Regions from separate parts of the Homo sapiens genome. Here all the other regions are linked to region 1. A link is a contact called in ENCODE Hi-C or POLR2A ChIA-PET data. All regions are on one chromosome and are shown on one strand. Each heading gives the region's core, a stretch centred on a gene start or an enhancer-like site at or near the end of the contact. The rest is flanking DNA. Distances are from core to core; before and after follow the strand shown.

The links. Hi-C counts contacts between places; a loop is a spot of excess contacts on that map. ChIA-PET counts read pairs that join two places held with the same protein, here RNA polymerase II (POLR2A). Pooled maps may share reads with other maps.
Region 2: a loop to region 1 is called in a pooled map, with 5 times the contacts of the local background. The contact joins the enhancer-like site here to the promoter of TBPL1 in region 1. A Hi-C loop is called at or near these places in 1 of 168 maps with a recorded cell type or tissue (OCI-LY7), 5 of 37 single-sample maps with no recorded cell type and 3 of 50 pooled maps.
Region 3: a map of naive thymus-derived CD4-positive, alpha-beta T cell shows a loop between it and region 1 (2.6-fold over the local background). The contact joins the enhancer-like site here to the promoter of TBPL1 in region 1. A Hi-C loop is called at or near these places in 1 of 168 maps with a recorded cell type or tissue (naive thymus-derived CD4-positive, alpha-beta T cell), 1 of 37 single-sample maps with no recorded cell type and 2 of 50 pooled maps.
Region 4: a map of B cell shows a loop between it and region 1 (9-fold over the local background). The contact joins the promoter of MYB here to the promoter of TBPL1 in region 1. A Hi-C loop is called at or near these places in 3 of 168 maps with a recorded cell type or tissue (B cell, K562 and naive thymus-derived CD4-positive, alpha-beta T cell), 7 of 37 single-sample maps with no recorded cell type and 13 of 50 pooled maps.
Region 5: a loop to region 1 is called in a pooled map, with 3 times the contacts of the local background. The contact joins the enhancer-like site here to the promoter of TBPL1 in region 1. A Hi-C loop is called at or near these places in 1 of 168 maps with a recorded cell type or tissue (CD8-positive, alpha-beta T cell) and 5 of 50 pooled maps. POLR2A ChIA-PET finds 5 or more read pairs at or near these places in 1 of 52 experiments (GM12878).
Region 6: a loop to region 1 is called in a map of naive thymus-derived CD4-positive, alpha-beta T cell, with 6 times the contacts of the local background. The contact joins the enhancer-like site here to the promoter of TBPL1 in region 1. A Hi-C loop is called at or near these places in 1 of 168 maps with a recorded cell type or tissue (naive thymus-derived CD4-positive, alpha-beta T cell) and 3 of 50 pooled maps. POLR2A ChIA-PET finds 5 or more read pairs at or near these places in 1 of 52 experiments (OCI-LY7).

The regions. Positions count from the first base shown.
Region 1 is chr6:133,951,176-133,956,182 of GRCh38, forward strand. TBPL1 (TATA-box binding protein like 1) reads left to right here and starts at 2,049. Exons shown (of 7, transcript NM_004865.4): 1 at 2,049-2,250. It overlaps LOC128092253 (umcharacterized LOC128092253), which reads left to right and starts at 2,129. Exons shown (of 2, transcript NM_001414965.1): 1 at 2,129-2,250. The coding sequence starts at 2,129. RefSeq lists a silencer at 1,047-1,156.
Region 2 is chr6:132,493,602-132,498,608 of GRCh38, forward strand. The region is part of intron 2 of STX7 (syntaxin 7); the gene reads right to left. Among named protein-coding and RNA genes, the nearest start is that of STX7, 17 kb to the right of the region's middle. Within about 2 kb of position 2,155, at least 3 of the 41 ENCODE cell types and tissues checked have a DNase peak (open chromatin) inside an H3K27ac peak, as active enhancers do; they include OCI-LY7, where a contact is called at or near this core.
Region 3 is chr6:135,207,379-135,212,385 of GRCh38, forward strand. The region is part of intron 15 of MYB (MYB proto-oncogene, transcription factor); the gene reads left to right. The region is part of intron 2 of LOC105378011 (a long non-coding RNA gene); the gene reads right to left. Among named protein-coding and RNA genes, the nearest start is that of MYB, 29 kb to the left of the region's middle. Within about 2 kb of position 2,638, at least 4 of the 41 ENCODE cell types and tissues checked have a DNase peak (open chromatin) inside an H3K27ac peak, as active enhancers do.
Region 4 is chr6:135,178,799-135,183,805 of GRCh38, forward strand. It overlaps MYB (MYB proto-oncogene, transcription factor), which reads left to right and starts at 2,510. Exons shown (of 16, transcript NM_001130173.2): 1 at 2,510-2,738. The coding sequence starts at 2,716. RefSeq lists silencers at 1,629-1,738, 2,179-2,228, 2,299-2,518, 2,579-2,628, 3,678-3,757 and 2 more and an enhancer at 4,838-5,007.
Region 5 is chr6:135,126,495-135,131,501 of GRCh38, forward strand. No RefSeq gene overlaps it. Among named protein-coding and RNA genes, the nearest start is that of MYB, 52 kb to the right of the region's middle. Within about 2 kb of position 2,222, at least 3 of the 41 ENCODE cell types and tissues checked have a DNase peak (open chromatin) inside an H3K27ac peak, as active enhancers do; they include CD8-positive, alpha-beta T cell, where a contact is called at or near this core.
Region 6 is chr6:135,084,457-135,089,463 of GRCh38, forward strand. No RefSeq gene overlaps it. Among named protein-coding and RNA genes, the nearest start is that of HBS1L, 32 kb to the left of the region's middle. RefSeq lists silencers at 1,775-1,854, 1,865-1,924 and an enhancer at 4,277-4,326. Within about 2 kb of position 3,100, at least 7 of the 41 ENCODE cell types and tissues checked have a DNase peak (open chromatin) inside an H3K27ac peak, as active enhancers do.

The DNA of each region.
Region 1 (5,007 bases), core at 799-3,298:
TCTAAAGTAATTGACATTCCTGCTTCTAGGTATTTGGCTGGTCCCCTTGAAGGAGAATGCCTCGTAAGGACCTTAGAACTTGTCGCCATTGCTGTAACGTTGACTTTTCAGGAGTGGCAGTAGCCACTGGAATAGAGAGTCTCCCCTGCCGTTTCCTTGGCAAATCATGTTATTTTCCAGGCTAAAACTCCACTTTCCCTAGCACTTGGAAGAAAGTCCAAACTCCTTCTATGGTCTACAAGGCACTGAAAGTTCAAGACCTTAATTTCCCTCCAATTTCAATGACTGTCATTCTTCCTTTGCACTGTTTCCTGATGCCCTAGCCACACTAATACCCCAGCACAGCAAGTACTCAGCATATCTTGTTCCCTCTGACTGGAACACTCTACATACATTCTTCCCACTCCCATCCCTTTTAGAAATTGGCTGAGATGTTACCTCCTAAAAGTCCTCTCCCCACCACCACACAGACATTACTTTCTAACCCAGCTTCTTGTTCACTTTCTTTATTAAACCTGACCCAACTATAATCACTATCCCTTGAAAAATAAATTAGTACAGAAATGAAAACAAACTCCATCATTCTACGGAGCTTTCAAATGCTCGAATATGTTTCTGAACACTCAGAGGGGAAAGCAAAAAATCAAGAGGCATCCTTGGAGATCTCGTAAATAATAAAATACCTAAATGGTTGCCTACTGTCAAAACCCCAAGAATTCAGCCCACGTCTTCTCTTTTAAAAAGGCAGTGGCATTTTCATTTTTTTCATCTGATTCCCACCAATCAGAGGCCAGGTACCCATGAACCCGGCTCGGCGTGGTCTTTTAATAATTAAATCAGGGCTGCCATTGACCTCAACTAACGCCAGGGGCTTCTGACTGCAGCCGAGCTCTGGTGGAAAGGCCGATGCCGGCCTGAGAGTGGGAAACGTGGGGCCGGGAGCCGGGGGCTTCCGCGCGGCGTGGCGTGGCGTGGCGTGGCGTGGCGCCCTCAGGGCCGTTACGCGATTTTCGCTCCCGCGGGCAGCGCCTCTCAGGCCACTCCCGAGGGACCCCGAGGACGCACTCGGGCCCCAGGGCGACGGTTCAAACGGGCCATTGTGCGCCCCCGGGGTCCCCCGGCCCCTGCAGGGCTACTTGGGCGCAGAGCCGCGGAGGGTCTCCGTTCCTAGAGGTCCTCCTATCCCGGGCTGCCTGAGTCCTCGCCAGCATCCGCCCTCTCCCACTCCCATCCTTCCTGGATCCGCCTCTCGGTTCCCGAGGGACAGTCCCGACCGCAAACCCACGTAGAGTAAGGAATGTGGGACAGGCGACAGAAGTGGCATACGGTCCTGCGTTATCCCTCCGTCTCGCCACACCTTGTGTCTCCATCTCTCCCCACTTCCTTCCCTCCGTCTGTCATCTGTCATCCCCGGTCGCTCTAAGACCAGGATTCCAATTCGCCTAGTGAGGAATCTCACTAGGGGAATTTATCGCGACATCATAAATTAACGGGTTCATTTTGACTGAAAAAGCGAAGGACTTTTTTCAGGCAGAAAACAAGTCTCGTCTGGACGGTAAGGACTAGCTTTAGCAATTATATAATGGGGGGTGGGGAGGACCTTTTGTATAAATTTAATGAGCTGATGAGAAAGTTCTACGGTTTTGACAAAAAAGTCCACCTAAATATTCGACTGTATGCCAGAAATTACTACACGTTTAGATATCAACTAAAAATATACAAAGGATACACGGTGTTTTCAGAACCCTTTCAAGCGGTTCTTAAACAAAAAAGTCTAGTCCGATGCCCATTAGCGCCGCCCCCATCCCACCTCTTACCTCCCACCGAGCCCAGCGGGTGGGCAGGAGGGGCCTGATTTGGGGACCAGGAAGGAGGAAGGAAGGGTGGGGGCGGGGGACGGGGAAAGTGACGGGAGCAGTGAGAGCCGGAAATGAGTGGCTAGCGAGGCACCCAGGAGCGCCCTGTCCGGCGGCGCTCTAGCCCTCGCGCACTGTCTCTATGCTCCCCAGCGTCTAGTCTATTTATTGTCGCGGGGAAGCTGCGGCCGCCTCGCACCCGGAACAACAAAGCAAGGAAGACGGAGTCCGAGCCTCGGGGGCTCCTAGCAACGGGCCGGGGCGGGAGTTCCATGGAGACTGGGGAGCGCGCCCGTCTCATCCTCATCCTTGTCCTCCAGCTTCTCCTTCGCATCCGACGCAACCGGCAGCAGCGCTGCCGCCGCGTCCTCAGCCACCGCTCCCTCTTCCCACGGTAACCCCCTAGGCGACCCTGGGCACAGGGAGCGCGGGCGGCTGAGCGGCCTGAGCACCGGGTGCGGGGCGTCTGGGCGCGGGGTGGGCATGTGCGGAGCCCGGGCCAGACTTGGGGTGGGATGTGTGGGGGCGGGCGACTGGAGGGCAGCCGCTGAGGTGGGGGAAACCGGTCCGGTGGCCGAGGGAGGGCTCAGTTCTGAAGAGGACCGGGCGATATTTGGGGATCTCTTTAGGGATAACGGGTTGGGGGTGGGGCGTCCGTACCTGGGAGCGTTACCGAGCCTGGTGTAGGATAAGAAAAGAAGGGTTATCTTTCGTTTAAGCCACCACTGGGAAAGACGGGGAAAAGAGATTCCTCATCTGTCTCGGAGCCATCACCCAGGGGAAGAGGGACCGTGCAAAGATGCTAGGGGTCCGTTGCTTCTCAGAAAACTTACAGCGGCTTCTCTAATAGCTCCCAAAAAGCGGCTTCGTCGGTTTCTGATTCTGGCAATGCCGGCAGCCTCGCTTTATTTTATTATTATTTTTGACCAAAATTAGGATTGATGGAGAAGGATCTAGAACTGAAGAAGAGAAAATGAATTGTGGGTAGGGCTAAGCAGGGATGAGAGTCGGGATAAGTGATAAAAATAGCCAATAAAAGCCCTAAAAGTAAATCTAATAGGGCATGAGGGCTTAAAAAGAAAATCTCTCCTGCCGAGATGTGCATCTGCAGGCTCTGTCAATGTGCTCATTGCAATAAGACTCAAACTGCAGTCAATCCACATCTGTGAGCTCTCTGACTGCATCTGTCACCTGCAGTTCCAAAGCGACACTGGCAGTAAGTGCATGAGCTTCTGTATTTAGGGTTTAGAACAGTGCCTTAAAACTGTGACTTAAGAAAAGGGAGCAGGTTTGCGTGTGTGTGTGTAAGCAATGTGGATTCTCTGGGAAAATATAAAAAGAGACATAAGAAGGTTCAGCCATCCTGGCATAATTTCGCAGTCTCTTTGAGAAAATGGCAGTTCCTTCCTATTGAGAAGTGACTGTTAGCACTATCTGGTTGAAAGGATTATTCACAGTTTGGTATGCCCAGTGAAATATCAGTTTATGTTACCTCTTTAGTCTTACATCACAAGCTGCTTAATGGTTTTATACTTTACAAAATCATTTTGGGTGAGTAAATGAGGTTTTCCTGTAGCACAATGAAAAGGCCACATATACATACAAAGTTCTTTATGTAAAGTTGAAGATTAAAGATGAAAATAAAATTGATAAATCATAGGAGCAATTAGGTCAACCACAGCTTCTGTTTGTTCCCCACCCCTTTTGTTAAACCTGACTTCTCCTAAGCAAAAAGGTGTCATCCTTTCCCCAGCCTCCTCTTTACGTACCCTCTGCCCTCAAAATCAGTATCAGAAACTCTAGTGACCTATTACTATGTGCCCTTGATTGGGCTGGCTTGTTCCTGAATGAGGGCTAGCCAGAATATAGCTTCAACTCAGGCGTTTTCATCTTAAGCTTTTAATATGGAATTGAGGTCCAGTGTCTGTTAAAGGAATTTCATTCATGTGTAAAGAAGTGGACAGGATGCAAAGTGTGAACATTGGGAAACTTAAGTTGCATTTTAAGACATTAAGAAGAAAAAGATAGATTAATGAATCAAAGACTGTTGCTTAATCTTTGTAGCAGTTCTGTGAAGGATATACTGGGATAGCCATACTTGAGGCTGTGGATGTTGAGTCCTGGGGTTATCTTTGTGCATATGAGACTTGACGAAGTGTCCCTCAACCTCAGGGCTGCCATCAGACTCACTTGACCCAGATCTAGTTTGCCGTTGTCTGTCTCTTCATTGTTTGAGTGAGGGTCAAGCCCTAGCTTCCACCTTTATTAACAATGCAGTGTCTGCTTTCCCTGCTCTCCTCCGCCCCAATACTCCCAACTTTGGTGGTAGTTTAGTTACTGTCTTTTCTTAATCATGTCCCAATCAAAAATGATTTTTTATGCTGTATCATTTCCGTTTCTTACAGCATTTTCAACATGTGTCCTTCGCCTGCATGTGCATTTCATTAATGTGATTTTATCTGTTGCATTTTCCTTCTGTACCCTCCTCTTTATTTGGAAAATTGGAGTGGTCATGTTAGATGTTCTGTATTCATTCTGAGTAACTGTTGGTTGTGAATACAACAGGTTAAGAGCCTCTGCTGAAACTCAAGAGCTTCTATTAAAATAAGGTATATTAAAATTTTTGAACTTAGCAGAATGAAAGACGTTAGAAGTCCAAATGGTAATACTGTAATTGTAGACGGTCACTTTTTAAAAAAGTATTGTAGAGCCTGTTCTGTGTTTTAAATTGAACCTTAGATTTTCATGATTCTTATTCTAAAAAAATTATTCTTAAAATCAATCTTGACTGAAATTATATTCTGCCAAATTTGAGGGAACTACTTATAGTAATTTCCCCAAGTTATTCTTAACATAGAAAATTGTCACATCAGCATTTGTGTGGATGAACACATATAAAATGCAGAATTTGCTATGAAGTAGAACAAATATTTATGAAACATATAGCTGAATGTTTTTGGAGAGAGTTATTTCTTCTCATGGACATGGCACATTATTTAAAAAAATCAGAAAATACTGTATAATCTAGTTGAGTGAACATGAGGACTGTTTTTAGATGAAGGATACCAGTAATAACCTAGGTGATTGATTTCCTTCTGTTTCATCATAGACCATGTGATGAAATTATTGCTATAAAATATGAACGTTGCAG
Region 2 (5,007 bases), core at 905-3,404, 1.5 Mb before region 1:
CAGCCATGTGGAAATGTGATCCATTACACCTCTTTTTCTTTATAAGCTACCCAGTCTCAGGTATGTCTTTATTAGCAATGTGAGAATGGACTAATACACTGTTTAATAAAAACATTGTTCAGTAATTGGTGAAAACAACAAAAAGGGATCAAAGAGATGAGGACCATAATTGCCAAAATCACTACAGGAAACCAAAACTAAATGCCAAGCTTAACTTATACTGTTCGATTCCTACTTCAGCACCAAATCAACCAAAATGTACAGAGGGACAGCCTCACAGGGCAGTTGAGTAGCCACTACACAACTAACCATGAATATGTGTAATCAAAGAGAAACTACCCTGTCATACAATTACTGAGCATAGATCATGTTGGAAAATAACTAGTCATTATTATAGAAATTCTTAAATAAATGTAGTATCAAAACATACACATGAGGATTTTTATCACATGGTCACCATGACACTTTATCTACAGAGAACTCAGAGGATTCATTTGTGGAGGCACCACAAATGGTTAGGTTCTCAGGTTTTTAAACATATACACTTAGGATAAAATGTCTGTTAATGAAGGATTAATTAAAATCATTTAATGGCATAACCACATAAAAAAGTAAGCAACCAATAACAAGAGAAAAAAAAAGTAAGCACCAAAAAACCTGTATAGTGTGATCTCAATTTCATTAAAAAATGAACGAATAAAATTATGTGTAAATACTTCTGTAGCCAAGACATGAGCCCTTTATCTCTGGGGGCCAAGGTTTTAGTAGGAAAGTAAAAAAATAAGTAAACAATAATAGTACTTTAATTTACTGATAAAAGGCAATATAAAAACAAAACAGGTTAATGAGAAAAAGAATGACTGGAGGAAGCAAAATGATAAGGCAGGGAAGACATTGCTAAACAAGTGAGCTTTGGGCCCTAAGACCTGAATGCCAGAAAGAAACCAGTTACATGTAGATCTGGGAAGATGTCTGAAGCAGAAGAGGAGCAAGTGCAAAGGCCCTGAGGTGAGGATGAGCTGACTGTTCACTAAGCAGAAAGAAGATCTACCTGGTGGAATGTGGAGCAGCAGAGCAGCACCATGGGAGAGAGTGGTAGTTGACAAGTGGGGGCAGGGATCAGATCTTGAGGATATTGTGGGGCATGGTGGGGATTTATATCTGATTATAAAAGCCACAGAATTTAACTGTTGCCTTTCAAGCTATAGGATGACATGATCTGATTTACAGTTTTACAGGTTTACCTTGGCAACTATTTGGAGAAGACGGAAAGAGGCAGGAATGGAAGTGAGGAGAACAATTTGGAGACTGCAGTCATCCAAAGAAATAGCAGCAGCTTGAGCATATGTGGTAATGGCAGAGATGGAGAGACACAGACAGATCTGACCGGTAGAACCACTAAGATTTACACTTAGATTAAACAGAGGGAGTGAAGACACCCATTACTATGGTTTGGGGTTGGAACCAAGGGTAAGAAAGTTCATGTTCAGGGCAGAAGCATATGTATGGTTCACAGATAGGAGAGTGAGGGATAAAGCTCCTTGAAGCATCTTGGAGCCACATCTTAAAGATTTAGTTCATAAAACAAAGAATTCACTCATATCCGGCCATAAACACCATGTTCAGTCATAAAGGAAAAGTCACTGAAGAGAAGAAAAGTTGTCACACTCTGTTAAAATTTCCTTGGACAAGATAGCAACTTTCACATCTATCTCTGTTTTATGTTAGCACCTTAGGCATGAAGAAAATCACAATGAAATAAAAACTACTGAAGTTTTTCTCCTCTAAGTGGGGGAAAAAACCATCCAACCACATTTTCAGATGTGCAATCTTAGACATAAATATTTCAAACAGCATTTTAGGAGGAGGGAAGCAACAATTTTTCAACTCTTTTTCCTTTAATAAACTGCCTTCCCATCCCACCAACAGATTACCCCAGAAAAAAAGGAAACATTCTTAATTCCTGAGTAAATATATGGTTCCAGTAAATTCATTAATTTCTCAGGACTGGAGCTCCTTTTTTAAAAAAATATTTGCCCTGGCACCAAAAAAAAAAGTGATAATATTAGCTTCCCTTTTGTGCAGTCATGTGTTAAAATGCAAAAACAAGTGTCCCCTTCACCAGACCCTAACTAATTAAAAGAACTGTGATCATTCTAAAAGTAACAAAAGGGCTCACACTTTTACATAGACTTTTAATTTCATCTCAAAGAACCTTATGGGGACAGGAGCCATGCACCAATTCTTAATAAACAATTTTGAAAAGTATACTTGCAGCATAGGAAGCTAATTATAACACAGAGAAACCAAAAACATCTGTTTCGATTTTAAACTAAAGTCTATGCTGAACTAATACCTTTAATCTGTAGGAGAGATGATTAAAAATGAAACAAGTGAAGATTCAACAAAAATATTTTTCAGTCACCTTCTCTTAGCACTTAAAAGCTTACGTTCATACTTTATGTGCCCCTAGAAGGTTCTGTCTTTCCAAATTTTCTGGAAAAAACACACATCCACAAGCCCATGTGATACATGATGCATATTTTAGCAGAAACTTCTATACTCATAAATTCTGATGAGTAGATTTTATGTTTCCAATATATCTGTTTTATTCACTTTCCAACTTTAGCCACACTACATCTTCCTCTTTCAGGTTATTATTTTAAAAAAAAATACTCAAATGCGAGAATTCACATTAGCACTAGTGGAAAGGCTTACTATGTTATTTAGGAGTTAGGGAAATTTTTATCTCAAGGACTGTGTTTCATAGCTATTCTCATTTCTATTCACCAATTTCCTTCAATACAAAATTTTGTTAATTCTGACAGGATACAAACCTCTGTGCCCCAGCTTTCCCATCTCCTAACACTTAAAAATAATACATAAGCCTTGGTGGAACTCTAGCTAGTCTTGAGTGTGATGGCTTCTTCAATTATGGGATTTTATGAGCATGCATTATGGATTCAGATATGGCAATCAGCCTCTTAACAAAACATAGAATAATCTTGTACCTGTTAGAAGAGTTTCGGGACTCTTAAAAAACTTTGGTTAGAATTATTGCCTGTTAAAGTTTGAAGAGACCATAACCTAGCCCACAGAAAATACACATGAGAAAACCATGTCTTGGAAGGTTCGAGAGCTTACTCAAGGTCACACCGCTATTTGGATCTGATTTCAGGAAATGTACATGCAATCACATACAGCTTGCTTGATTAGAAATGTTTCCGATTATCTCATTGATTTCTTTAGCTCAGCTACACTCTAAAAACTCTGATTCTAATCAGAGAATTGCAAAGTAAATCATGAGAAACCTATGACTAAAATGAATAAAAAGCTGTAAACATCAAATGTTGACAAGGACTTTGAGCAGCACAAACTCTGATACACTGGCTGTACTCATATCTGGTACAACCACTTTAGGACACTGTTTAGCTGTTATCCACAAAAGCTGAACATAAACATATCCTATGAGCCAGTAACCCAATTCCTTCACATACATGCACCAAAAGAACATATAAGAATGTTCTGGGAAGCATTGTTCATCCTAGCAAAAAATAAAAACAAAATCAAAAACTGGAAACACTACAACCAGTAGAAAGAATAAATAAATTGTAGTATGTTTAAATATGGAATACTATACAGTAACGAAAACAAATGACCTGCAGCTGCATGGATGAATCCCACAAACATAATGAAAGAAGCCCAACATAAAATAATTCTATTTGATTATTGATTCTATTAGATTAAAAAAAGGAAAATTAATCAATGATGTTAACAAAGTCAGGACACTGGTTATCTCCGAAGGGCATGAAGGGGTGTAAGCACAAGAAGGTTTTAGGGGACTAAGGAATGTTCTATTTCTTGACATTTGTGGTAATACAATAGAAAATTCATTCAGCTATACACAAATAATTTGTCTAGTACTCAATGTATACATTATACTTCCATTTTTAAAAAGTCTGAAAAAGCAAGCCTGTGTTTACTTATGTGATGTATTTTGATATATTGATTCTGCTGCTTTTAAAAACATGAGTTTCTCTGTGTGTTCTCAAGACATTTTTCTATGTTGTTTGTGTTTGGGCAAGGATGAATGGCCCTTGTGAAAATGCCTACTCTGGTTTACCTATATGATAGGTACCTTATACTTATAAACCCACAAAGGCTTGCTTATCCTTATACTATACATCACAGCTAGGAGTATGTCTGACAGAAAATATGGAGAAATGATAGAAGGTAAACAGGCATAGATGTTGCTAATAAAAATGTCACTTTTGAACATCTCAATCCAAAGTTTGAAAACTAAATCTAAGCCTTTCTAAGAGGCATGGTGATCTTCTAGACCTGTGATAACAAACGATTTTGTTTGCCTGCCAACTCCAGTCTACTGGGAATGGTTGCCTGGAGCCTTGGGTTGAAAAAGACTGGATGGCATGCTAGGCCAGCAACAGAGAATACTGTCTATGCCATGGGTAAAAGATGGAGCATGGGTGGCACAAGGGCCTTGTTGACTGTTACGGAGTCAACGCTTTCTCTCATAGGATACAAATATTTTCTTAATCATTTTAAACTGTCTACAGAGCCTGTAATAAAGTCATAGTTTGTTATAACTATTTACCAGTTTTATTATTTTAATATAATTAAATTTCTAATTTATTTTACATGTAAGCATTTACAATATTTAAATATTTTATGCTTAATATAAATTATATCATTATAATATGGTTTAAATGCTTTACTGGTGAAACAAATTCAAAAGACTGCAGATGGTCTTAAACCAAAAAAATGGTTTAAAAATATTTTTGACTGCCATTTTCCTTTTTTGGGGGTATAAACTAAACCATAAAACTTAATATTTTATAAGTGTTTATTTCATCAAAACTAATGTGAAAATAAACTTTCCCACTGCAACACTCAAGAAGACTTTAGCTTTAGTTTAACAGATGCTCATATTCTAATTACAGGTTACCTTACTTACAGCATCTTCTCTTTAGGTTTCTTTTGTAAAAT
Region 3 (5,007 bases), core at 1,388-3,887, 1.3 Mb after region 1:
ACTGTCTAAATAACTTAGGTTCAAGAACAGTTTATTGAAGAACATAGGAACTGCGCAATTCTGTGTTTTATCATTTCAGTTTTAATCACCCCGGCTTGATTATGGCAACAACATTTTAGACAAGCAATTATTACTATTTTTGAGGCCCATATACTGGGCCATTATGGTTTTGCTTCTAACGTACATATAAATGCACATGCAATATATATAAATTATGTTTGCTGTTTTAAAATTAGAAATGCCGAGAAGCTATGTGTTTGACATTTTATTATAAATTTTGTACACACATAGATGTATGGAAAATATACTATGTTCTAGAGTCAACAATTGTTATCATTTTGCCATATTTACCTCATCTCTTTTTTTTTTTTTTTGAGATGAAATCTCATTCTGTTGCCCAGGCTGGGGTGCAGTGACGCAATCTCAGCTCACTGTAACCTCTGCCTCCCAGGTTCAAGCAATTCTCCTGCCTCAGTCCCCTGAGTAGCTGGGACTACAGATATCTGCCTGGCTAATTTTTGTATTTTTAGTAGAGATAGGGTTTCTCCATGTTGGCTAGGCTGGTCTCGAACTGCTGACCTCAAGTGATCCACCTGCCTCGGCCTCCCAAAGTGCTGGGATTATAGATGTGAGCCACCACGCCTGGGCTACCTCATCTCTTTTTTATGAAGTTTTTATTTTTATTTTTTAATTTTTTTTTTAATTTTTTTTTTTTTTTGAGACAGCGTCTTGTTCTGTCACCCAGGCTGGAGTGCAGTGGCATGATCTCGGCTCACTGCAACCTCCACCTCTTGGGTTCAAGTGATTCTTCTGCCTTAGCCTCTCGAGTAGCTGGGACTACAGGCGCTTGTCACCATGCTAGCTAATTTTTGGTATTTTTAGTAGGGACGGGGTTTCACCGTGTTAGCCAGGATGGTCTCAATCTCCTGACCTCATGATCGGCCCGCCTTGGCCTACCAAAGTGCTGGGATTACAGACATGAGCCACTGCACCCGGCCAGTTTTTTATTTTTTATTTTTTTGAGACAAGGCCTTGCTCTGTCACCCAGGCTGGAGTGCAGTGGCAAGATCATGGCTCACTGCAGCCTACCTCCTGGACTCAAGCAATCCTCCTCCCTCAGCCTCCTGAGTAGCTGGGACTATAGGCACATGCCACCATGCCCAGCTAGTTTTTTTTTTTTTTTTTAGAGATGGGGTCTCCCTGTGTTGCCCAGCCTGGCCTCAAACTCCTGGGCTCAAGCAATCCTTCTGCCTTGACCTCCCAAAGTGCTGGGATTACAGGCAGGAGCCACCCTGCCCAGCCTGAAGTATTTTAAAGTAAATTCCAACTAATATAACATTTTATTCTCATGTACTTCCAGATGTGTCTCTAAAAATAGACATTTTTATATATAACCTAATACCATCATTACATATTTAACAATAATTCTTTAATCTTCTCATTCTCAGGTATATTTAAATTTTCCCATTAATCCAAAAAAGAATCAAAATTGAAACAATTTCACACATTGCATTTGGTTAAGCCTCTTAAATCTCTTTTACTCTCTAGTCCAGTGCTGTCTAATAGAACTTCTACAGTGATGTGAAGGAAATATCTAATATGCTGCTATCCACTATGATAGCCAGTGGCTTTTGAGCACTTGAAATATGGCAAGTGCTGCTGAGGAGCAGAATTTTCAATTTGAATTAATTTAAGTTGCTTTAATTTAATAGCCACATTTCCTTACTCTCTTACTGGAATCAGCCATTTCCCCATGGTGCTCTGAATCCTCTTAGTGAGAAATGGTACATAGACACCAAAATCAGGGTGCTAAGTCTGTCCATTGTTATGTGGTTTGTCATTGAGATACAAATAATTTTTTTTGTTTTGTTTTGAGACAGAGTCTCACTCTGTCACCCAGGCTGCAGTGCAGTGGTACAATCTTGGCTTACTGCAACCTCCACCTCCTTGGTCCAAGCTATTCTCCTGCCTCAGTTTCCCAAGTAGTTGGGATTACAGGCACCCACCACCACACTCAGCTAATTTTCGTATTTTTAGTAGAGACATGGTTTCACCATGTTGGCCAGGCCAGGCTCAAACTCCCAACCTCAGGTGATCTGCCTGTCTCAGCCTCCCAAAGTGCTAGGATTACAGGCGTGAGCTGCCACACCTAGCCAAGACTCAGTGAATTTTAATAATCCAGAGCTCTCCATGTATCCCCTAATCTATAATCTACAGTGCTTAAATAGAGGCTTTTATAAGCCATTATGTACACTCATGTTATGTTTGTTTTTTTAATTACTTAGTCTTTTTCCAAAAGGAATTTGCAACAGCTACATAATCTTATAATTGTTATGTTTCTTTTATATTTTCACAGTTGTTTTAATTTTAAATTGTAAAAGCAAACAGGATATTCTTATAATAAAAATGTTCTGAGATGTTTTTCATATTTGTGTCTTTCATGTGGCTCAGAATATATGAGATTTTCATGTCATATCATTGTCAGTATTCAGCCTTTTCTCCACATTGTGTGGGGTAGAGGATAGAGTCTAGAAGCTTATAAAATGGTCACAAATGAGGAAGTAGAGAAAACATTCAGCCTAGAAAGCGTGCATTTGTGGTATGAAAGGCACTGTGGAATGCTGCTGGATTCTGCCCTTCAGTAGTTACCCGAGAGAGACCGAGGCAGACGCATAGCTCCCTCCTCAGCAAGGAGAAAAGAGTTGCCTGCTTTCCTCAGCGTGCTTTCCATTTCCTTTGTTTTGAAAAAAGCACATTATGCTAATCAACTTTCCTTAAGGTAGACATTTTTATTGGTAGATCAAAAACCGTGCTTTAAGTTATAAGCCTTCTGAACTTCTGTATTTTTCTCTTAAATTATAATTTCCTTTTATTCCTATTTAAAACCCAAGTGTAAAAGATGTGTTCATAGGCTTTCTACTCACTCACTTGCCTCTTTTTCGTAACCACAGAATGACAGCCTTAAATTTTAATTTCCTGACTTGGCTTGCCCATGGCCTGACTTTTTTAAAACAAGGAGTTTAAGTTAAAGAAATTTCTCCAGCCATTATTATTTAAACACATTTACACAGTATCAAAGAATTTAAAAATGTTGCTAGCAGTTGATACTCCCCTCAGCTTTCGGTTCAGCGTGTTTTAGATTGCTCCTATTTTGTTATTTGTCTATGAACTTTTATATTTTTCAAAAAAATAAGGCAAGCCCTTTTTGCCTGATAGGCACTGCTGAGCAGTATAATAAACAAGCATGGGGGCAACAGAACCTGGGTTCCAGGCTAGACTCCACTGTTTTCAAACGGCATGACTTTAATTCATCAAGTGAACACAATTAAGCAAAGTATAAGTTTGGGACCATGGAATATCCTTCACTCATCACACAGGTTACTGTGAAGATCAAATGGATATAATATTGCTTTCAAGATGGCGGCACACTTGCCACTATACACAGGTGATATTATTAGGCAGAGTCGCCACATAGTCCCTGTCCTTGAAATGCAGGCAAGGAGCCCTCACCAAAGGCCAGGGTGGTTTTTTGTTTTTCGGGTTTTTGTTTGTTTTTTTCATTGTGGTATATTATTTCCTCTGGCATGCTATTCCCTGTCCCACTCTTACAGAACTGTGTCAGTGGGTCACCAAAAGAGAGAGCTGATTCAACTGATTCCTTGAAATAAAGGTAGTCAGACCTCGCGGTATGATGGAGATGAAGCAACTGATTTACTGGTTTTCTCTATTTTTCTGCTGTTCGTGTTGTCATTTAAACAGACATGGAAACCGTCTGCACACGACAGAGATCTTTCCGAGCCTTTTTCATCTAGTGTGCTGTGCTGACCCGCTCCCCTGGATGCCTGCACACTCATTTGGTTCTCCCTTTTGGTCACTTTTTTCCACTTACCCTGGCAGAAATTCACGTGGCTGTCAGTAGTAATTCAGTGACCTGCTTTCAAAAAATGTTATAAATTAAGCAGCTTTTCTGTGTATAGCTTTTGGGTTGAACTGAGAAGGGCTAAGTGAAGGGAGAAGCTATGTTGAGCTCAGAGTCAGAATGCCCTGCCCCAGACATTTTGAGATGTGAATTTTTCATTTGTTTTGTTTGGTGACACTTAGAGAGAATAAACATTCTGAGATAAAAATCTTCCTTGGGCAGGCCAGCAAAGATAGAATTGCTTTAGAGCAATTTGGCACTTGGTCTTAATCTTAATAGTTTGGAACTCATATGTGACTAAGGAAAAGGATATTGCAAAAAGTTGTGCCACCCTAGGCTATATGATATAAACTTAGAAAGTCTATCAACGTGAAAGGTGAAGAGACCTCTAGAGACATCGGGGACAAACTCCAAATTTGGGAAAGGTCCATCCACATTTGCAATTGTTAGTTAGGCTTGGGAAGTGGAGTCATTGGTGGATGAGGCAACTTCCAATCACCATCTCGATTTTTATTTCCCTAACTTTTAAGATTATTTTCTATAGAAAATCAGTAGTGCTGAAGTTGGAGTCATTTAATTGATTTGTGCCAACCTAGGGAAGCATTTACTCTCGAGAAAAGTTTGGTAACCATTAATCTTACCTTAGCAACATTTCAGTTTAAGCTTATCTCTGACTTTCCAAAGACAACTAAAGATTTCTACAGTCTCTCTTATAACTGATCCATTTTTTCAAAAGATGTCCCTTTGGGAAGGAATTCTCATTTTTAGAATTTTAGTCCAGAGGAAGTATTTTTTTTTCAGATAGGTGAAATAGAATAAGCAGAAAATTCTTATTTTTTACTGTTTTATATACCATTGATGCCTGCTTATTTTAAAACAAAACACAATAAAAACATGATACCATCTGATGAGTTGCTTTGGTTTTACTTTTTTTTTTTTTTTTTTTTTTTTTTTTTTTTTAGTTTATACAAGTTTCTTATTAGGTCAGCAAATTGTAAAACACATAATTTGCCAAGGCTTTTGAAGCCAGCAGATACTGGGTGAAGTTGCTGTATGAATATAATAATAAGAACCGTTTTTGTTCAGCT
Region 4 (5,007 bases), core at 1,260-3,759, 1.2 Mb after region 1:
GCAGACTCAATACAGCCTTTGAGCTAAAAACGGTTTTTACATTTTTAAAGGGTTGTAAAAAAAGACAAAAAGAAAGACAGACAAGGAAAGACACAGAAGAATATACAACATAGCCTACAAAGCATTTACTATCTGGTCTTTTACAAAAGAGTTTTCTGACCCCTTTCTAGTGCACTGCAAATGAAAGGCTGTACCCAAATTTAGCTCCAGTGCAGCCCTGCCACAGCTGAAATAACTGATGTAGCAAGCAGATCTTAAAAAAAAAAGTGATGAAATGTGTAAAGTTGTCATCTAAAAATACTTTTGTAATAATTATAAATGGAGAGAGAAAATGTATAAATACAAACATTCTGTAATGAGTTTAAAAATATAGTTTCATCCATACAAGAATTTTGATAACTCCATTTGATTCTGTTTTTCCATAAGCTTATCAGATAGCAATATATCCAACATTAGCCTAATAAAATTACTGCATGTGAATTCTTTATTGGACTATGCATATTCCCAAACATATTATTGTCATACAACTGAGGGAAAAATGTAAAACTATATCTGGGAAATGAAAAATTATAAATTCTCAAAATGATACATAGGAAAATGATTTACAAAGAAAAAAAGGAAAACTGAACTTAGTATCTTTCTACTTTAAAGGGGTTCAAGAACTTAGGAGTAGTTACACACCTCCTAAAATCTTGAAAAAGAGGCTATGAACTCACTTCACAAAGGGTTCAGATACTCACATTGTGTCCAAGAGACTCAGCAATTGGGAATCTTGCCAGTTAGATTCATAAAGCAATCCGAAAGCCAGAATGCAATTTCTTTAGGGGTGGTTTCTAGATGTTTATTCTAGATATTTTTAAAAGATTTTGTTTATTTTTGATGTGAAGAAAGAAAATTATTATAGAATCTAGAAATAAATATTGGCTTTAAAAGTATTAATTTGCCTTGTCCTTTGTAATTGTGATCCGAAATATCTCACAATAATTTTGTTTCAGTGTTATTTTCTTCTCAGGAGGAAAGGAATGTTAAAACCTTACTAGCAACTAACACTTGATAAAGATTTAAACTATATAACAATTTTAAAGAAAGTCTAAAACACCAGATAGTCTTGAAACCTCGCATGCTTCACCGTTTAATAAAATTATGACTCATTTTAGTAAGAACATGCTTTTTTAGTAAGAAAAAATGCTTTCTGAGCTAAGTTTGAACTGCTGGGGCACATGGGACACCCACAAACCCAGTCAGCAGAAGTCTCAAACTCCTAAAAGATTAAAGGAAAAATACATTAGTGTGTACAGAGAATGAAAAAAAAATCCCCAATGGTTCTAATCTATAAACGGAAGTAAAACTAAAACTCCCCTAAAATCCCCCCAGTCATCAATCCTTATAAATTCAGCACTTATCTTCTTCCTTTACTTCTGGAGACCCTCATTAAACAACACGAAAGCCTTTGCTGACTTTTATCTCGTAAAATAGAGCCCTCAAATGACACTAAGCAGGGATACCGACCTCCAAAATCACAAACTGTTTTACTTCTAAAACCATGCATGCAAACGTGGGGTTTCCTGAGTTCTGCTAGGGGCGGGCTGTCTGGACCCCCGTGTATTTTTTTTTTTTTTTTTTTTTTTTTTTTTTTTTTGCAGGTGTGCAATCCAGGGTGCGCGCTCTGTGCAGGGAGGGGAGCAAAGGTGTGCGGTGGGCACCGCCTGGGCCGGGCGGGGCGGGGTGGGTGGGGCCCGGGTGTGTGCTGGGGTGAGAGTGAAGGACATGTGACAATACGACGGTGGCGGCTGCAGGATCCGGGAGGGGAGTGAAAGCTCCGCTGGGGCGCTCCATTAGTGAGCGGTGATGGTTGCCGCCCACTTGTATTGAAGCGTCCTTTGTCACTAACAAGTTAAATTAGAGATGTTATTTATTTAAGAAGAAGGAAAAAAAACCCTAGCCAAACAGCCTATGAATACATATGCTCACATCCCCTACTCCTCCAACTCCTAATTTCCCCGTCTCCAGAGGGCACAGTTGTAAACCTTGACGAAAATCCAATCTTCTGTGCGGGAATTTCCCCCCACCGCTTGCCGCCCCCGCGACAGTGAGTGGGAGCTGGAGGAGCTCTGGTCCCGCTGCCCGGGAGCACGCGGAGCCGGGCGACCGCGGTGCGGCAGCCAGGGAGGAGGGGAGGCGGCGGGACTGGGCGCGGGTCGGCGCCGCCGCGACCCGGGAGCGGGGTTTGCTCAGGAAAAGGCGCCGTCGCGGCCCCCGGCCACCCCTCCCTGGCCCCGGGCTCCCTGCCCGCGCGCCTCCCGGGCCTCGCGGCGCGCTAGGCGCACCGCGGCGGCGCGAGCGCCGAATGGGAGCGGCGACCCGGCCAGCCCGGCAGCCCCGCGGGCGGCAGCCAGGGCGACCGCGGAGGCGGCGGGCAGGGCGCGTGCGCACTGCAGGGGCGCCAGATTTGGCGGGAGGGGGAGTGTCCAAAGCTCTTTGTTTGATGGCATCTCTGTTTACAGAGTTTACACTTTAATATCAACCTGTTTCCTCCTCCTCCTTCTCCTCCTCCTCCGTGACCTCCTCCTCCTCTTTCTCCTGAGAAACTTCGCCCCAGCGGTGCGGAGCGCCGCTGCGCAGCCGGGGAGGGACGCAGGCAGGCGGCGGGCAGCGGGAGGCGGCAGCCCGGTGCGGTCCCCGCGGCTCTCGGCGGAGCCCCGCGCCCGCCGCGCCATGGCCCGAAGACCCCGGCACAGGTAACGGGGAGCCGGGCGGGCGGCCGAGGGCGGGGGCGCGCGGGGGCGCGCGGGGCGCCAGGCTCCCGGGAGCAGGTGGGAATTCGTTCCGGGATCATCTGAGGGGCTGTCAGACCCTCCGAGGACCTGGAGCCCCTGCCTCGGCAGCAGAAGCCGCTCCAGAGACTGATGAATGGAAGAGTCTTTGCGGGAAATGTATCCGGACGTTGGGAAGCACGCCCTGCGGCTCATTTTGCAAGTTGCATGGGGATACATTTTTCTTTAGGGGGAAAAAGAAAGCACGTTCCAGCCGAGGGCAGAGCGGTGCCCACCAGCCCCGGGGAGCCCACCAGGTGCCTGGCTTGATGCCGCGGGTGTCGGCGAGGGATCCGCAGCGTAATTGCTGGATGCATTGAGATATGTTTGGACTTGGAAGTGCAGAGCATATGGCAGATACAGGGAAAATGCTGGATTGTTTAGTAGCTGCAGGTAGTTCATTTAAATTTCATTCATTCTTTATGGAGGCGAGGACCAGTGTCAGCTGACAGGCGGCTGAAAAGCAGATTTTAGGGGGATAAAGGGGTCTCTACTTTTGCAAATTGTCTTAAGACCTGGTTTTGGAGGTTCGAATCATTTTTCTCTGAAAGGCTTTTACTTCCACTGCAAACATTGCACGCGCACCCACACGCGCCGCCGTCGCACATGTCACTGCACTTAGGGAGGCTCGCCGGGAAGATGGGTGCAGTCCCTTCACATTTTTGGCCGGACAGATGGGAAGAGGGAGAGGAGGAGGAGGAGGGAAATCCTCGTCCGAACTGTCAGTTGCTCGTTCCCCAGTCTCCACCGGCCTCTGGACTTTCCCAGCAGCACACGCCGGGGCTCCCTGCGAGCGGCGGGTGCCAGGGCTAGCTCGGCAGCCGTCGCAGTCGCCACTCGGCTCAAGGGGACAGAGGCCGGCAGCACCCAAGGCCGCTGCCGCGCAACCGGGACGCGATCCCCGCGGGCTCTGCCCCCAGGCGAAAGGTCCCTGCGCGGCGCGCACACGTGGATGCGGCTGAGGTCGCCGCGCCTTCTCGCACCCTCCTTCAGCCGCCTTAGGTCGCCCCGGCCGAGGCGCGGTGACCGGACAGACCCTCGCGAAGGAGTTCTAAGGCGAAGTCCATGGAGGCAAAGCAAATCCATTCGCCTTTCCTTAGATTGTTTGATTTTCTCCTACTGGTTTGTTGTTGAGCCTGCGGGCGCTGGTCCCCGCGCGGCGCTGGGAAGTTGCAAAGAGCGTGGGTGGAGACCCTGCAGCAGCACCCGCGGGCTGGGCTGGGCGGGGAGCAGCGCCGGGGCTTGGTTGGGCTCTGGGGACGAGAGGGCGACTTGGGGGAGCTCCGGGCTCCCTATGCCTACTCCGGAGCCTGGCCGCGCAGGACGGTGTGCTGCCCCTCGAGGGCTCCACTTTTCGCCTTTAGGACTTCACAGGACAGCTACCGGGGTCATCTGTTTTTTTTTTTTTTTTTTTTTTCGAGAGCTGAAACTGGCAGCAGGAGGAGGGAGTCGGGCAGGGGTGCTGGGAGGAGGCGCGGCAGCGGCTCCGCGCCCCGAGGTCTCGGCCGCCCCCGCGGGGCGGGGCCGCGCAGGTTCCCTGAGGCTCCAGGTAGCCCAGAGGGGAGGCGGCTGGGAGGGGCGGGAGCCTTGAACCTGCCTCAGGGGAAGAGAAACCCGACTGCGGGCTCGGAGCCGTTTCTTGCAAGGGCGAGCGTCAACTCGGCAGGGATTATATTAACCAGGTCAGCGAAATGAGTTTGAACCCCTCCGAATCACAGTAGCGGCCACAAGGCACTTCCTCCCGCTCCCCTCCCTCTTCCTAACCCCCAGCACCTCTTTTCTTTTTCGTTTCTTTGCACGGTTTGTTTCCTTGACAGAATGTAACATTCATAGTTGTACTCTTGTAACCACACCGGGTCTAGCAGGTGGGGAGTCGAGTGCATCAACCCTGAAATCAGCCTTTGAAAATCCTCTGACTGTTGGGTCTGAGATCTTGTCAGAGCAGATAAAGGAAAAGTTATTTCAGGTTCCTTAGTAGAAATTAATCATGCTTCTAGGACGACTTAGAGCAAGCAAATCGCATGCAAAGTTCAAAGGCGAGCCTGGGTGGCCAGCCTGGCAGGGAAACTCAGGAGCTGGGCGCGTGAGCAGCCCCGGACTCGCCCTGCTGCGTCCTGGCCCCTTCAGGTCCTGCAGAAGTCACTCTCCACCTTGCCCCCAAGACCTTAGTTTTGCACATCTTTGCCTCTGTGCT
Region 5 (5,007 bases), core at 972-3,471, 1.2 Mb after region 1:
CCACAAGACAGCTGAAAAACTCTGAAGACAAAAGACATAAGCTCTTGGGAGCTCTATGGCCCTGCCCATCACCTGGGACACCCGAGGACCCATTCTGGCCAATGTAGGGCAAGATTATATCCCCCTTTTACTACTGCGGCTGGTGCTGTATGGAAAGTGCCACTTCCTGACTGGAGGCCAACAAACCTAAGCCATTATAGCAACTCAAAACAGAACAACCCTGTCCCAAAGAAGGAGAAAACAACAGCTAATTCCACTGCCTGCAACACTCTGGCTAACCAGAGGTCCTGAGTCCATCCACATGACAACTTCACTGCTAGCATAACTAGCATTCAAGAAAACCAGCACACTAAACAAAACTACACCAAGGACTCCCAGAGTACACTTCACTCCCCTGCGACCTCTACTAGAGCAGGTGCTGGTATCCACAGCTGGGAGACTGAAGACAGATCACATCACAGGACTCTTTGCAGACACTCTTCAGCACCAGCCTGAAGGCCAGTAGTGCTACTGGGTGGCTAGGCCCAGGAGGGCAATAACAATCACTGCAGTCTGGCTTTCAGGAAGCCCTATCCCTAGGAGAAGGGGGAGGGGACCATATTAAGGGATCATCATGTGGGACAAAAGAATCTGAGCAGCAGCGCTTGAGTTCCAGATCTTTCTGCTGAAACAGTCCACCTAAATGAGAAGGAACCAGAAAAGTAATTCTGGTAATATGATGAAACAAGGTTCTATAACACCACCAAAAGATCACACTAGCTCTCCAACAATGGATCCAAACCAAGAAGAAATCTCTGAATTGTCAGATAAAGAATTCAGAAGGTCGATTATTAAGCTACTCAATGATACATCAGAGAAAGGTGAAAACCAACTTAAAGAAATTTAGGCCAGGTGCGGTGGTTCACGTCTCTAATCCCAGCACTTTGGGAGGCTGAGGTGGGCAAATCACCTGAGGTCAGGAGTTTGAGACCAGCCTGACCAACATGGAGAAACACCGACTCTACTAAAAATACAAAATTAGCTGGGCGTAGTGGCGCATGCTTGTAATTCCAGCTACTTGGGAGGCTGAGGCAGGAGAATCACTTGAACCCAGGAGGCAGAGGTTGCGGTGAACTGAGATCATGCCTTTGCACACCAGCCCGGGCAACAAGAGCAGAACTCCTTCTCAAATAATAATAATAATAATAATAATAATAATAATAATAATAATGGCATTTGCAGCAACCTGGATGGAGTTGAAGACCATTATTCTAAGTGAAGTAACTCAGAAATGGCAAACCAAACATCATATGTTCTCACTCATATGTGGGAGCTAAGCTATGAGGACTTAAGGCATAAGAATGATAGAATGGATTCTAGGGACTTGGGGGGAAGGATGGGAGAGGGGTAGGGGATAAAAGACTACACATTGGGTACAGTGTCCACTGCTCAGGTGATGGGTGCACCAAAATCTCAGAAATCACCACTAAAGAACTTATCCATGTAACCAAACACCACCTGTCCCCCAAAATTATTGAAATAATAAAAAATTTTTTAAAAATTTAAAAAAGAACTGAGTGCTTAACAGACAGACGATTGTGCTGCATGGAAGCCAAGGAATTCAATCCATTATGAGAGTGTTTATTTCTGGATTTATTAAGTTAAGGTGTCAGTTCTGACCATTATCCTTTATACAGAAGTTGCTTGGAAGTGGATCAAATAAGAAAGCAGAGAAAAAGAAAAAAAAAGTCCTGAAAGAACCCTAAATTAAATTAGAGGGTGATTATAATGGAAATATTAGATCTTTTATTTTATAATCACACATTATCTTTATCACAAAATATGAATTCTCGAGCCTTGTGAGTAACTTAGCATGTGTTGACCAAAGAGGGTTAGAAACCATTCCAGGAACAATTACCTGGAACAAAGAACTGAGCTTGTAGTAGCCCAGGGTGGCAGGGTGGGGGTTACTATACACATGTTCTATGAGGAGGGAGGCATAGAGAGATGAAGTGGAAAGAAATAAAGTAAAAAGCATCTTTTATATTTGTAAGTGGCTGATTTTTCTTTCCAAATTTCACTGCCAGCACTAAATTTACTATAAGCCAAGACTTCAAAGTCAACCTTAATTGTTTTAAAGAGAATGAAAAAGAAACAGGAAGAGAAATGACATCTTTTCACATCCTGAACAAGCCAGTTTTGACATTGATAGGGAAAGGGGGTTGATTCATAATAGGTCAGATGTGATGGGAAGCCAATAGTGAGACATTAGTTCCATTTGTGGTTTGGCTGTGAACTGCCAGGCTGCAGAGTGTGAGAGTGAGCCGCAGGCCCCGATTCTCGCCTTTTCCTCTTGTAATATAAAATGTCCTCATCTGTGGGACAAAAGTAGATGCATTTTAAAAACAGGGTTAAGAGTTTAAGGGAAGAAGGATATACATGCATCTCTTTATGTCTGAGAACAAGGAAAGTTACACCCATCATTGGAAGGCCTTTCTGAGAAGGTGACATTTGAGTTGAGCTCCAAATGACCAAAAAAAAAAAAAAAAAAGATATTTGAAGATCTCAAGGACAGTGTAGGAGACAGAGAGACCAGGCAGAGCCAAAAACAAATATGTCCCTCAAACACATACAAAAAAACTTTGCTGAGGGAGCAGCAACTAGTTTCTAGGTTTGAGAATATCTAGAAGAATCCAGGCTCCAACAATACAGCTCAGATTGTTCCTGTGGCTGTGAAGCCACAGCTGCCGTAGCCGCTGTAGCTAAAGAGGAAGGAGCCACCATGTAGGGCTGTGACTGACAGAGACCACTGGACCTGCACACTGGCTTGACTGGCCTTGTGGAGATTCTGGTTTTCCTAGCAGCTGCCCAGAGGGCCAGCTAATGCAGCTCTTACAGGTGGTGGAGTTCCAACTCCATAGGTCTACTTTGACCTATGAAAGAAAGGAGACAGGAAGGAGCCGACAGATGAATAGCTTGCTCTTCCTCCTTTCTGAGGGCCTGTTTCTAGATGTTTTCATACAGCCTTGGAGCAGTTCTGTGAGACCAAGTGATCAGGAAGACGGGCCAGCAGCGCAATGCACCCTCTGTATTTGCTCTCCCTCCTCTCCTGTCTTACATTCCTTTTCCCCTCTCTTGCCTCCTGGGATTGCACTCCCTAATAAAAAATTAACACAGAAGCTTTTGCCTTAGGCAGTTTTCCAAGGAACCTATTCAAAGACACATGCATTAATTCATTTCATCCTCACAGAAAGCTCATGAGGCAGGTACTCCTTTTTTGTTTTTTTTGTTTTGTTTTTTTTTTTGAGACAGAGTCTCAAGCCCACACGGTCGCCCAGGCTGGAGTGTAATGGCGCAATCTCACCTCACTGCAACCTCCACCTCCAGGTTCACACGATTCTCCTGCCTCAGCCTCTCGAGTAGCTGGGATTACAGGCAAAAACACCACCATACCCAGCTAATTTTTTGTATTTTTATTAGAGACAGGGTTTCACTATGTTGGCCAGATTGGTCTCAAACTCCTGACCTCATGATCCACCCGCCTCAGCCTCCCAAAGTGCTGGGATTACAGGCATGTAATCTGAGACAGGTACTCTTAATATCCCCATGATATAGGGAAAGAAACTTAGCACAACAGTTGTGCAACTTACCCAGAGTCCTGCAAGTGCTAAGTGGGCCAGCTGAACTGCAAACCCAGGTGATCTAGCTCCATAGCCTCTATATTGTACATCATGTAGACTCAGGCCACTCTCACAGTATAGGGGCTACATTCAAGATGGTCCTGCAGATGCTTTGACTTCGTAAATGAGCCTAGTATTCTCAGGGAGTGCTGCCCGCCTGTCCCTACCTTTTGGGAGAAAGGTCATGAAGTAAATTGTTATGACTCCTTGGCCCACATCGCTGGACTCGTTGCATTGGAAGGGACCTGGCCTGCATAAGTGTCGAATCTCTATCAGTGGTACCATTAACCTCTTAACAAACATCTATTCTGTGTGGAGTACTGTTTCAGGTTCTAAGCATTTCAACTAATCAGAGATGGCCATGATACTTACCCTCGAGAGTTAGGGAAACAGCAAATACAGAAAAACAGGCTAGGGCTAGGCACAAAATTGTCTTGTGCACCAAATTTAAGGTTGTGGGGGGTGTGTCATAAAAAACAAAGTCATCCAGGGAAATAATATTCTAATGAATAATTTTAGAAATCTGAATTAACACACAAAAAATCATGATGAACAAAATATTAAAATTTTAAATGCAGGTAAGATCAGTATCAGTGCCTTCCCAAACCATATTGGAGCCTGAGGCAAAAAGAATAATCAGAGGTACCCACTCCTCTCCCTAGTCCCGCCCTGTAGGAAGGAATCAATAATTCAAGATGCATATGTCCATTTCTTTGGCCCTCAGGGCCACACTCAATCCCAGAATAGAATCAAGACTCTCTTTTAATAACTTCAGTATTAAACTTCATTCGGATGCTTTATATAGCACTAAAATGGACAATTACCATCCATTCCCAGCATGATACTCTCCCACAGCCATCGTGTGGGCATAAAATAATATTCAGAATTGAAATAATCTAATTAACCTTATCTTTAAAAATGGGATAAACCACTATTTTCTTATCGATTTTTAAAAATCTTTGAGTTAAATAAGAAGTAGGATTACAGGTGACTGAAAATGTCAAGATTCAGTAATATTCTGTAAATGAGGAAACTGAAAATAGAATATAAGCACTAGCTTATATCTTTATTTTTATCCTATTATGATAAGTGATAACAATATAACTATATGCAATAATTTAAATTTTGAAATTCCCAAACTAAATGTAAAAAAAAAAACTATGAATTTCTAATGAAAAATGAAAAAGCTAAGCCATGTATGGTGGCACATGTCTATAGTCCCAGCTACTCTGGAGGCCAAGGTGGGAGGATCACTTGAGCCCAGGAGGTTGCAGTGAGCTATGATGGTGCCACTACACTCCACCTTGCATGACAGGGTAAGACCTTGACTCTGAAAAAATTTTTGGCC
Region 6 (5,007 bases), core at 1,850-4,349, 1.1 Mb after region 1:
CTTTTAACATTGGATGTGATCTGAAATTATTCATTGTATCACTGTGTATCACAGTAAGTGCCTATTTTATTGCTATAAAGACTTTATTGCTCTTTGGAGAAATGCACAAATACATTTGTAGTAAAAGTAAAGGAATAAAGTAAAGGGGTATAATGGTCAGATCTTCTGCAAGGCCATTAACAGCATACCGTGAATCAAGCATGACTTGACATACGAGAGGAATGATTTATAGCAAATTCTTGGAACAACTACTATCTGTAGGACCTAGGAGAGAGAAAAAAATACAAAGACATAAAAGAACTCAAAACATAAGCCACTTTTGCATAGTCATTAACTGCAGATTATATGACTTATGCTCTTACAAAGAATCGTTTGAAGCATCAGATGAAGAGGGAAGGCAGAGCAGTGAGAAGTCTTTGAATGAGACCTTTGAGCTTGTATTGCAGACTTGGGAACTCACCTCATGTAATGGGGAAAACAGGCTGATTATTTAGTTCTTTTTTATTAAAAAAACTCTATAATTATAATAAAACCCTTTTTAATTTATTTACCTAATATCCCCTTGCCTGAAATGTCTTTTTTTTTTTTGTTTTTGTTTTTTGAGACAGGGTCTGGCTCTGTTGCCCAGGCTGGAGCTTGGCTCACTGCAACCTCCACCTCCCGGCCTCAAATTATCCTCCCACCTCAGTCTCCTGAGTAGCTGGGACTACAGGCATGAGGCACCACACCCAGGTAATTTTTGTATTTTTGGTAGAAACAAGGTTTCACCATGTTGGCCAGCTGGTCTCAAACTCCTGGCCTCAAGCAATCCTCCCGCCTCAGTCTCTCAAAGTAATCCTTCAGTCTAATCACCAAAAGTAATAGCTTGTTTCTGCTGTGAAGGAAATCTACAATAATAATTATATTGAGTGTTTTCATACATTTGATTAGTATAACCAAATAATTTCAATAAGTATAAAGATTTAAAATGAACATTTCCTTAATGTTGTTTAACCTGCATTATAGGTTTTATTTACAACTCAACCCTTATCCATAAATAATAGTCTCAAATATTTACTAAAAGTCAATATATTTTGTGTATGATATCACAGCCATAAAAACAATCAAATTAGAAGTAGCATTTACAGTATTAGTCACAGATAGGAAACCATAATTTAGTGAAGAATAACAAAAATAAATAAATATAGATTGACAGATACATAGTTAGATTCTGAAATTTAACTTTGGCTTTACCCAACCTTGTTGAGAATGAAATCATGTATGCAGGGTGCCTTAAAGGCACTTTTTTCCTAAAAATTGTATATATTGGAAATAATTCACCAAGAAAATCCTAAGAAAGAAAAAGAGTTTATGTGATTGACTTTGGGTTATCAAAGCAAAGACTATCCAGGGTAAATAACAGGCAGAGGATAGTGATTACAGCTCATTTATTAAAATAGCAACATTGGTACATATCTGAGTCAAGCCTGGAACTCCCCCTCCCTCTCAACTAGACAAGTTAGGCTTTAAAATTACTGTAAAAATTAAGTCAAATTGCCTGTGAAGGTAAGCTCTTAGAAGAATTTTTTAGGTAGATGATCTACATAACAAGACATGCACCAACCAAATCTGCAGTCAAATATTGGGGGAAAAAAGCAACAACAGTAGGTTTGTGTTTATTGCGATGTCTGGAATATTTTAAAAATTAAGCTCCTGGCCTCAGCCTAGGGATTTCTAATCAATTCCAGGAAATGTACTGTATCTTTCCTTGAGGCCAGCAGGAAAGCCCCTTGGCAAGGGTGTCTGGAATGGCCACTTGACATCCCCAGCACACCTCTTGCCAAAGTTACCCATGGCTGCTGACAGAGAGACTGATGTGCTGCCACAGATTGACTTTAGGGATGAACAGATCAAGATCAACTAATCTGGGCAGATGCATTAAAGTGTTTCTGTGTATTTAAGCATACCATAGAAAGACAAATTCAACAGCTTTCACTTTGCTTTCATACAACGTTGTTCTCTTACGTGTTTTCTATTTTTGTTTATATACTAATTTCCTCTAGATTGACTGGGTTCTAAATTTATTATGAATTTGGTAAAGCCTCTGAACTTTGTGTTTCTATATTACACACCTTGTGTCTGTGACTACTGTTGTGGTTATACACTCGGGATTTTGAAGTCTCAACGATAATCACCATAAGTCATTTTTAGCAGCTCTGTTTAAAAGATTCCATCAGTAGAAATTCAGCACGGGTAACTTTCACTTAAACATTCCAGACCCTCAGAATCCTTTACATTTAAGTGATGTGTTAAAAACAATGGCACCTCTTTTTACTTAATTTCAGTCACATTTGGAAGAAGATAAGAAAGTTTATTCTGAACTCCATCACTCACTATTACTGAGTTTGCTTCATTGTTGAAACTAGGGAAAATTAGTCCGAGGTTTCAAAAAAGCAGCTAAACAATTTTTTTTCCAAATTCTTATCCACCATGACTAGACCATGGCAAAAAAAAAAAGAAAAAAAAAGAAAAAAGAAAGAAAAAAAAGGAAAAGAAAAACAATAAAACACAAACAAACAAAAAACCCAGAGAGACAAAAACACACTTCAGCATAGTAGAAAGAAAGCAGATATACGTAGACACAAATCCCCAAGCTCTCCACTTACTGGGTAAGTGGAGCTACTTAATATCACTACAATTCAGTTTCTTTATTTATAAAATAGAGATGACACCTCCTTCATCGCTTTGCTGAAGGATTACAGGATGATGGGTGAACTGTAATACTTGGTACATATTATACATTCAATATACATTAGGAGGACCCCTTTCTGCTCATTATGTGGACAGAGGTAAAGTACCAGGCCAGGGTATTTATGATGACTATGTGGAAAGACTTTGGCTTCTATGGGGATGACATGGTTATAGGAATCAAAACTTTGACATTAAAAACTTTCATATCCCTTTATGAAATTCAATGAAAAAGAAAGAGCTGTTGATGCTGTGGGCTAAACATGAGGACAGTAATGGTTGGATTAACACAGCTGGACCACAGAGTGCCAGATGGTGGAAGACACCCTTCCCCTTCCCCTTCCCAACCCATAAATCCTAGAACCCTGAGCCCCCTAGTGTGAGCTTTGTGCATTTGTGCTTGAGGCAGCGAGGTTCTCCCACCATAGGTCCCAGTTGGCATATCCACCAACAGCTCTCACCAAATCACACTTGTGTCCTGCCTTCCTTTCCACATCCGCCTGCACTCTCACCACCCCCAAAGAAGCACCTTTACTGTATATTACAGATATGTTTGATTTCTCTAAGCAAAATGTTCTCATATTCTACGTACAATTGCATTCAAAACCTAAGTTCCACTATCTTAGAGATGATTGTGTTGTTGTGTTTTTGTTTCCTTGAGGGAATATTACCTCTGTAAACCATATGGCAAAGGGACAAGATGGAACATGAGTCACTGTACACAAGGGAACAAACATCCAGACATGAAGGCAGCGTCACAACAACTCCAGAGGCTGGCAGTTTCTGGGCTTCAAAAGGAAAATAACTTTTTTTTTTAACTCTGCAAACCACAGCTACTTGTGTGGTTGATGTGTAGCTAAAGGCCACGGGTCTCCTATCACATGATCTCACACAGAACTGGAGTTCTTCCAGTGAGCAGGTGTTAACGGTCCCTGAAAACCAGTTTGTAAGAGATCGTAGCTGTCATCCCGGAGTGGTGTGTTTTAATAGAAAGAAACCCATGTTTCCCAGGAAATTGCTATCAAAGTTCAACAGAGATTCCAGTGCATGAGCGGAACATAATTTACCCACCATTTATCTTTAATGAGCACCTACTGTGTGTCAGGTACTAAGCACCTGCTAGCTTTGTCTATTTTAATCCTGCTGTTCCTTTAAATCTCAGGCAAACATCACTTTCTTACAAAAGCCTTCCCTTACTTCCCTGAGTCAGATCCTCCTTTTACACACTCTGGTAATATGACATCTCTGTCTTTCACGGCTCTTAACCATGGCTGAATTTTACAGTATTTATGGCATTCTTTTATTAACATTTGTCTCCTCCAGCAAGCTGTAAGCACCATGAGGGCAAGTACTGTGTCTGACTTTAGTCAGTACTATATCCACAGCACCTAGAAGGCACTCATGTATTTATCAACAAATGCAGGTCTTTATGTTGTCTGCAATCTTACATGCTCCTGAGGTAACAGTTCAGCTGACCTGATTTAGGGTCAGCTAGGATAAAATGAGTAAATATTAATTAGGAATAAAGTGCATATTTCTTTCTTTGGGAGACATAGATTACCCACACCAGTGGTGAACTGGTAAGCCAGCTCTCTTGAAATTAGTCAGTCAATCAATCAATAACCCTGACTGGTATTGTTTGCCAAATTCCTTGGTGCAAATACTCTCCCCATATCCAATTTCAGACTACCGGTATGAAGTTATTGGACCTGAGTTGGGAAGAAATGCACACAATCAGCAATCATGAGCCAATTTGAAGCAGCACTAGCATACACTGCCTCACACCCCACAGATACTCTGAACTATTGCATCACTCCCATGATTTGTCATAACTGTAGCCACAAGAGCAGCCTACGATACCTTGTGTCTTCTGGAGGCATGTAATTAGAGACCCCATGAAATAAAGTCACATACAAATGATTCACCAGGAAAAGCCAACATCACTGGGAATGGAATGTTAATTTTTTAATCTGCATAAGATTGAAATTACAGTTAAGATCCTGTTTGACGGAACATGGTTTCACATTTGAACTCTGGAGAAAAAATAACCTGGGGACATGGGTTCTCATTTTAGAATCTTATTGATAAGTGAAATGATAACATTTACTCTCTAAACCATTGTCTTGACCTGAATGGGTAGCAAAAACATCACCCTAAAAAGTCACCACAAAATGAAGACCTGAAGGCTTCAAATAGGAATTTTTTTGCCCTAGGGTGTACTCCTGAGATTCTACCATTAGGGGTGCTATTCTTTGATTTTTCTAAATCTTATCAGGACAT